2 separate regions of the Homo sapiens genome follow, and region 2 is linked to region 1. A link is a loop called in an ENCODE intact Hi-C map of the cell type or tissue named here. Cell type or tissue: tibial artery. All regions are shown on one strand.

Region 1 (4,000 bases):
TATCTACAACAGGAGATATTCTTTAATGTTTTGTAATAATCTTTTATTATGTTTGAACATAATAACCAAATGACCAGAATATAATACAAACCCACTTGTCATACCAAGAACCAGAAAAAAACCACCCGAGTGAGAAAAGACAATAAATAGATGTTGATACTTTGATGCATCAGATGGTAGAATTATCTGGTAAGAATTTTAAAGCAGTTATTATAAATACGCTTCATAAATTAACATCAGTGCTTCAAAACCAATGCCATAAAAATGCCTCAACAATCAATGTCAAGTCATTGATTTACAGAACATTAATACTTAGAATCAGGAGACTGGGATGTCACACCCACTAGCTGTGTGACCTTGGGCAAGATTTCCAGCGTTACTGGGCACTGATTTCTCTGTCTCCAGAGTGGAGGTTAGGTAGACCATGCAACAGCACACTGGCAGGTCCCGTTAGTTGTCTACTCAATAACCATGTCCCTCGTATGCTAACAGAACCCTAACTCCAGGTAGAGGAGCAAGGACTTCAACTAAAAATAGGCATTTTCCAGCCTCCCTTGCAGTGAAGATAACCTGCATGGACACTTCTGGACAATCGAAGTGCAAGAGGTTCCTGTCCCTTCCAGAATAAACAGGAAACCCTTACTAGGAGAAAGCCCTTTACCTCCTGTCCTTTCTCCCTTCTTCCTGCCTGGATCTTGAATCTGAGATCTGCAGCTACAGCAAGTATCTGGCAACCAGGAGGAGACCAGCAATAGGATGGTGAGGATTGGGGATGGAAAGAAAGCCCAGTGTCCTGACGCATCGCTGAGCTGTGCTCCCAGGCTGACAGGCGACTTCTGAACTCCTTGTTATGGGAGAAAAACACACCTGCACATCTAGGCAACTGTCGGTTGCGTTTCCTGAGCTTGCAGCTGAATGCATTCCTAACTGATTGAATGAGGAAGATGAGGAGGAGGGTGCCAGCTACAATCCTTTCAATGCCAGGTGCTGTTCAAGCGAGTTTACGGGTTCAACCACATTTAATCCTCACAGCTACTAAATGAGGCAGATGCCAGTACGGTCCCCACTTCAGAGAGGACTGAAGGGAGGCATGGGTCCTTGTCTGAGAGGCAGGCGCAGTGAGTCAGGGGTGGAGTAGGAGTGTGTCCACAGCACTTCCGAGTGCCGGCGTATTCACAAATGGCTCATAGGTTCTGTTGTTGTGGTTACCTTAGAGGATTTGTGTGCACGCGCGTGTTTGTGTGTCAACACCTCTAGGATGGTGCTCATGGCATGGGAATTCCTTTCCTCGCTTCCTGCATCCTTCCCCTGGGTCTACTACCTTTTGCCAGGGACTGGGGACATAGGAAAGGATAAAGATCGAGGGCATCCTCCAAGGCTGATCCCGACATCCCCGGGACTGACGTACGGCCTCCAGACCGATGTCAGTATCCTCTCTGCCAAGAAAAGGGGTCCCCGGGCAGGCAGCGCGGACCCCCTCGGGGCCCCGCCGGCTTCGGGCTGTTTCCCGCCGTGACTCCTCCGCTCCGGGAGGGGGCGACAGAGGCCGACGGCTGCAGCCGGGCGCGCCGCCAAAGCTCCTGCTTGTAGGGCGGGCCGGGGTCCGGGGTCTCGGGGTCCTGGGAGGCGGGGCGGTCGGTCCGCTGGGGGCGGTGAAACCGAGCTCGGCTCCTGCCCGGCGTGGCCTCCGTTTCCCAGGCTTCTGAGCTCAGGGCCCCGGCTGGGCTTCGGGAGGGTCCTCCCCGCGCCGCCCCGGCCCTTCCGTCCGCCCCCCGCGGCCCGGCCCCGCCTCGGAGCCATTCTGGGCGCGGCCTGGGCGGCCCTGGGGTGATTACTGCCCCGGCCGCAGTTCCGCGCGCCCCCGCGTCTGCCGTCCCCGGACCCCGAGACCCGAGATGTGCGCCCCCGGCCCTCCAGCCCTTCCCGGGGACCCCGGGGCCTCGGAGCCCCGCGCCCACGCATTGTTTCCTTGGAAATGGAGCCCCCCAGCCCCACGTCATGTTGCCGGGAGCCCCTCGTTACAGCAAGCGGCTGCCGGGAATCAGTGGCCACTAGGACCTTTACCCCGAACGCTACGCAGCCGTGGGGCCGCTCTCCTCCCCGCCCTTTTGTGGGATTCAAAGTCAAACCACACTAAGCCATAAATAAGTGGTTGTGGGAATCCAGCGCTGGGCCCCTCCATCCAACAGACTTTATCCACAAATTACTTGAATGCCTTTTTGTGTGTTTAGTATCAAATTAAAAAAATTCTCCACTCTTAATGCCCCTGCCTGGCGTATCGGCGGCCCAAGCCTCTGCGTGGTCAGCCCCTGGGGAATGACTTTGCAGGGGGGCCTGCATCGCATTGCACCATTGGGCTTTCTGCTCCCTGAGTTCTGCTAGGGGAGTCCCTGGGGTCGGGGAGCCGGAAGTGCTGGGATTTCCCACCATCCTCAAATACAAGGTCAAGATCCCTGGACCGTTGCCCATCCAAGCCCCAGGAACTCCAGGCCTGCAGAGGCCTCCAGGGACCCACCCACAGCCGCCTGGGGCTCTCCAGCCAGGGTTGCGCCCCATCCCCAACCCCAACCCTAACCTTAGCAAGCACTACTGCTTGGGAAGGCCAAGCTCCCAGTTCGTCCCTTTCTGGCCTGAGCTACCCCTGGAAGCCTGGCCCCTGCCCCGCTCTGGGGCCAAGCTGAAGGGGCATCATTTTTGGCCACAGTTGCAGGGCAGAGGCTGGGGTCAGCCAGTGGGTGGACCAGGTGGGCCGGGAGTGCCAGGGGAAGCTGCCAGGCTTTGTTTCTAGCTGAGAGTAGGGGGGTGGATGAGCTGGATCTGGGCCTGCCGTTTCCAAGGAAACAGTGGGAAACTGGGTGTCTCTGTCTGTGGCTTCCTCATGTCATGGGGTGTGTGGTTTCTGGAGCCGCCTGACAGCCTGACCAACTTGGGGCCACTGTGGCTGTGGGAACATATATCCTGAGTTCCAAGCCATTTAGTGAGGAAGCTGCAGAGAGGTTGGGAGGCGCTTCTTCTCACCAACCGTTCTCACCCAGCACCTCCTACCCGAGGGCACCTCCTACCCTAGGGCTTCCCTGGTGCTGCTGCCTTACCTGGGTCTAAGGTCTGAGGTCTAGACGCTCAGCCGTCAGCCCCGGTGGCCTGGGTTTTGCCCCATCTGGTCTGCCTGGTGCCCTGCCTCCACCAACGGGACCCTGAAGCGAGGGCATTGGGCTGTGAGACTTGGTAGTTGAAGGGCTCCAGCCTGGGAGCTAAGCCTAAACTCTCTCCTCCTGGCTTCCAGTGGTTCCCCTGCATGTCCTCCTCCTGCCAGCCAGGGTCTGGGCAGGAGAGAGGTGGCAGAGTTGCTGCCGCGGGGACATCTGACAAAGGTGTGGGCAGAGTTAGGAAACAGTAAGGCAGGTGACGTCCCCGGGGAGGGGCCGCAGTAAGAGCTGTTGCCGCCTCGGGCCGGAGAGAGGCACATGAGGGCTCGGTGTCTGGAATGTGGAGTGTGGAGCCTTGAGAGAGGTGCCCCCAGAGCTGTGGGGTCCGGGCAGCTGCAGCCACTGCAGGCGGGGAGGGAGATGGGGTCAATGCCAGGCTTCTCTCTTCCTGCTCCCCAGGCTCCTGCTGGGCCCCTCTTGGCTGAGCCCATTGGGAAGCTGGTGCCAAAGGGGCAGTTGGTGCAGGCCCTAGTGGCTGGTGTTCGGGATAGAGCAGGGTGGCAAAGGCGGGCAAGGCATCGGGAGGGGCAGACAAGTGTCCTGCTGGGGGCTGCCACCACACTGCCCGGGTGGGTTTCTGAGTGTGCAGGAGCCCTCTCTGGCCCGGGCTGCTGGGCTTTTGGGGCATCGTAAGTGCATCTTAAGGAGCAGCAGCCGGTGGTGTGAGGCTCTACCGCACCCCAGGCCATCTGACCACCTGGGCCACGTGGGCTTCTGGGCTGGCCATCTGGGAGGCAAAGGGAGTCTGGGAAGCCTCCAAGGAGGAAGAAGTGCTTGATCCCTTTGCCTTCCAC
Region 2 (4,000 bases), 160 kb after region 1:
GAGCAAGACTTCGTCAAAAAAACAAAAAACAAAAAACAAAAACAACCGGAACCCCTGTTAGGTTAATTAAGCCCACCCCTGTGGAGAGACGCGGGAACCTGAGGGCTGTGGTGGGGAGGATATGGGAGGACTGCGTTCATCACTGCTCCCGTATAAGTTCATGTGTATGCAGCCATGACACACAGTCATCAGTGACATTTAAGAGTCTGTAGTTCACCCTATATAGGCATAGGTATAGGCATCACCTTCCCTACTAACTCCCTTGACAGTTTCCAAAAGAGGCAAAACAACAGAAACAAAGCTTTCTAGTTTTTGTTTAAGGGAAGCACTTAAAGTAATAAGACTTAATGACACGTAAAGTCTATTGTGGTTTCCTCACTGTGGGACAGGAAAACTGGGTCCTTATGTGACTGTCAACCTGACTGCCTCAACTAGACATGACTTTGCTGACTGTCTAGATTTGAATGTTGGGGGTCTGTGCCCATCATCCTAACCACACTTTTTTCCTGTCTTCTTCATTTGCTGGTGGCCTTCATTAATTCCTGGGCCAGGTCTAATGCTTGTGACCTAAGACAGTGATTTGGAAAACAGTACGAAGATTGAGTACAAGTTTAGGGCTGTGCAGAAGGACCTCAAGAGTGTCTCTATCTTTGTTTTTCTGTGAGGCAAAAGAGGACTTTGGCAATAGATTGCCTGGCCCTTATCTATACACAATGAGTCGTTTGTTGAATTTCCCACCTCATGGGGCGGGGGAACGAATGCTACTCAGTGTAAGATGCAACTTCAGGATAAGAAAGATAAATATTAACCGTTTCCAGAAAAAACTTATGCGTGTTTAATGATATTCAGAATAAAGGTCTCAAATTAGAATATATTCTAATTCTGTTTTATTCTATTCTATTCTAGTCTGTTTTAGAATATATTCAGAAAACTGTTTCTTTCCACGAGGTTGCCCTGGGAGAAGCTTGAGCTGAGGCCTGAGTCTGCTTAACATCAGGCTGTAACCAGCTGGCCAAACAGCTTTGATTTGTGAAGTCAGTGTCTGAGGGGAATTTATATGAGTGGCTCTAGGGTCTCTGCCACAAATAAATCACACAGGGACCTCTTTTCCTGAGACGACCGGAATGCAATGGAACAATCGGCTCAAATCCCTGTACTTATTTGAATTTCAATATAAAAATCCATTTTCACCTACAGCACGTTCATAAGCAGATCTCTGTTAGTTCACTTGCCCCTGAAGAGCTCTCTAGGATGGAAATCCGTTCCTGTCCCAGGATCCATGCTCCTGTCCCTGTGGCCATGTGATCTGAATTTCTCTTGCCTTTTAAGGAAACAGGCTCTGCTGCTGGCCTTGGTTCAGCCGCTGCATTCCAGCCTGCACACATGGAACGCATTGCCTGCCACTGAGCAGGACAGCCTCGCCAGCGTGGCAGAGAGCAGCACTAAAAATAGCGGGGTGCAGCTCAGCAGGCTCTGCCGCGCAGCCTGGCTGTCTTCTGTGGAAGTGGAGGCACTGTCTGCGGAGCCTCATCAGGACTCAGCTGATTCCCTTGTTTGGCTGAAGTTGTTACTCAAACCCCAACCCAAATTAATTGTTGATGTACAGAGAAAGGGCACCATTCTGGAGCCTCTCGGGGTCACTCCCTTTGTGACCTCCCTGAGCACAAGGCTTAGGCCTCCTTAGGCTCCAGGAGCAGGAGTGGGATTCTCACTAGACAATTTCAAAGTGGGTTGAATGTGTGATAACAGGGGATGTATTGGCAGCCAGGGCAGCCACTGCGATGGTGGCTCAGAGACCCCCCTCAGCCTCAGTCCCTTGGGGTCCTTTTGGAGCTCACGGAGCATACTTGGTCTAGGTGGAGTCACAGTCTTGTGTCTTCAAGGGCTGGGTGGGTCTCTTGGGCAGAGGAGGAGCAAAGCACTAGGGACTGCTGGGGCTTGAGGCAAATAAGGAAGAGGTGTCCATTCTAAAGGCATTGGGGTTTGAAGACTTGAATACACTCCTGCCAAATAAACGTCTTCTGGGCAACTCTGGCCCTTGAGCCACCAGCTTGCAATCTCTGGTTTAGAGGCACTGAGTTAAATGCACCTCTAAGTACATGTTTCTGTGTCTGGTCTTCTGTAGAGTGCTGCGCAAAGCTTCATCTGGCCTGGGAATGAATGCCCTTGCCCTTGACCAAAAGATCATTGAATGTGACCCCAACAGAAAGACTGTACAGATGACAGACCTAGGTTTTATAGTGAATGCATAGGTGTTTCGGCGTGAGAGTGGCCGGAGTTGTCTGAAGGTCCGGTTGTGTTAAGTAGCCTGTTTCTATGAAGAATAAGCAGAGTTCTTGACACAATGCAGATGCGCGTTCTGGATGTGCTGCTGAACCAGTGCCATGAGGAAAGAGGAGACCAAGCTTTATTAGGCACCAGATGCCGAGGAAGCTTCCATAAATGGAGAGCCTGAAGAAAGGAGCTTCTAGAAGGAATGCTTCAGACCAGGTCCTCCAGCTCCAACTGGCCTTGGAGATTTGGCCTATACTGGTCATCATCCTATCTGGTAATTAAAAAATCCAAGCAGATCCAAGAACAATCATGCTGGCACGGGCGTACGTGTAAGTTTTAATGTCTGGTAACCATTTTGGTGTGTAGTTAGCAAGCAATGGTCTGTGCTATGGGATGTGCATCCACAAGGATGAATGCATTAGAGTTTCTGTCTCTCTGGCCTAGCAGGGGAAACAGATGTATAAACAATGACTGCTGTGCAAAATGATAGGAGCTTTGATGAAGGCATGCGTGCCATCAAGAGACCCTCTGTGAACCACGCACTGTGAAAAGCAGTGGGGATAAGAAAATGAAAAATCTTGGCCCTTGCTCTTAAATAGCATTGAGAGACAGATGCACAGGCAAGTAAAGACAAGATAATATTTGTTCCAATTGAGGTGAGGGTGAAGCCTGGGAGTTGAGGAGAAACACATTCACGTCTACTCAACAGCACCTGGGGAGACTGAGTAGCAGGGCTGGCATTTCAGTAGGGCTGAAAGGATGAGACGTTTCTGCACGGTGAGTGCTTGTGCACGTGCAAACACTTGACGTCTCTGGAGAGAGGGGATTATTTAGGGGGCATGAGCTTTGTCATTGGGGCCCTTCCTGGGATAGTGGAGATCTGGCAGGGCTGATAGCTGACAAATAGGTCTTGAAGGGCCCTGTCTGTCATACAAAGGAGTTTATGTTTAAGACAGCACAGAGGGAGGAACATTGACTAAGTGTTTAAGGAAGCAGAGGACATGATTGCATTTCAGTATCCAGGACAATCTACTCTCCATTTTCCCTTATAATGAACTATTAGGTTTATGTCAAGTGGAGCAGGGAGGACGTGAACAGTCTAGAGAGAGAGATGTGAAGGCTTTCCTGAGGACTGTAGCCCTGGGCAAGGGAAGGGGTGGGGGATTGAAGAGATGGGAAGGAGACAATGAGGGGATCCGGGCTGGTGGCTGGCTGGATGTGTCTGGTGAGGAGAGGGCTGAGCGACAAGGGTGCCCAACTGTCTGGGTGCATGGTGGAACCGTTCTTGAGACAGGGAACACATGATGAGCTATGCAATGGTCAAGAAAATTAATGCATCCTGCTTTTGAGTCCTTATGGGGTACAAGCTAATTAGCCAGCAGTTAGATCTATTCATCCAAGCATGGCAAGGAAGCCTTGGATTCAAATGCTGTCACCCAGAGAGAATGTATAGTGAGCAAAGAGAGGCAAGGGCCACTGAGGAGCATCTGCCTTTCGGGATGGACACAGGGATGGGGCCTTCCGCAGGTTTCAAGGGGAATGGAAGAGAGGAAGAAGGAGGTGGGAGGGTGGATTCTGGAAACTGAGTGAGGGTGGGAGAGAACATCAAGGAGAAGAATGTGGCCAGCAGTGTCCAGTATTCGGCGGTCCTTCCTAATGAGATCACGGTTGTGTTTCTCGTGACTGAGTATGATTCTGCAGCTTGGTTTTCATAAACTCCTGATCT

What was found. Peaks named below come from ENCODE experiments on the same cell type or tissue, not always from the same donor. Only the 100,000 strongest peaks of a DNase experiment are listed, where the experiment ranks them.
Region 2: it touches region 1 in a loop (3.0-fold over the local background); 5 of 110 quality-filtered maps call a loop at or near these places.

The regions. Positions count from the first base shown.
Region 1 is chr2:237,473,125-237,477,124 of GRCh38, reverse strand. No RefSeq gene overlaps it. Among named protein-coding and RNA genes, the nearest start is that of MLPH, 12 kb to the left of the region's middle. RefSeq lists silencers at 1,429-1,508, 1,529-1,938. In tibial artery, a CTCF peak has its summit at 1,533 (motif pointing right); DNase peaks (open chromatin) are centred at 1,064, 1,534, 2,454, 3,174 and 2 weaker places; H3K4me3 peaks cover 1,454 bases; H3K27ac peaks cover 2,473 bases.
Region 2 is chr2:237,312,755-237,316,754 of GRCh38, reverse strand. No RefSeq gene overlaps it. Among named protein-coding and RNA genes, the nearest start is that of COL6A3, 99 kb to the left of the region's middle. RefSeq lists enhancers at 925-1,525, 125-3,578. In tibial artery, a CTCF peak has its summit at 1,505; a DNase peak (open chromatin) is centred at 1,409; H3K27ac peaks cover 4,000 bases.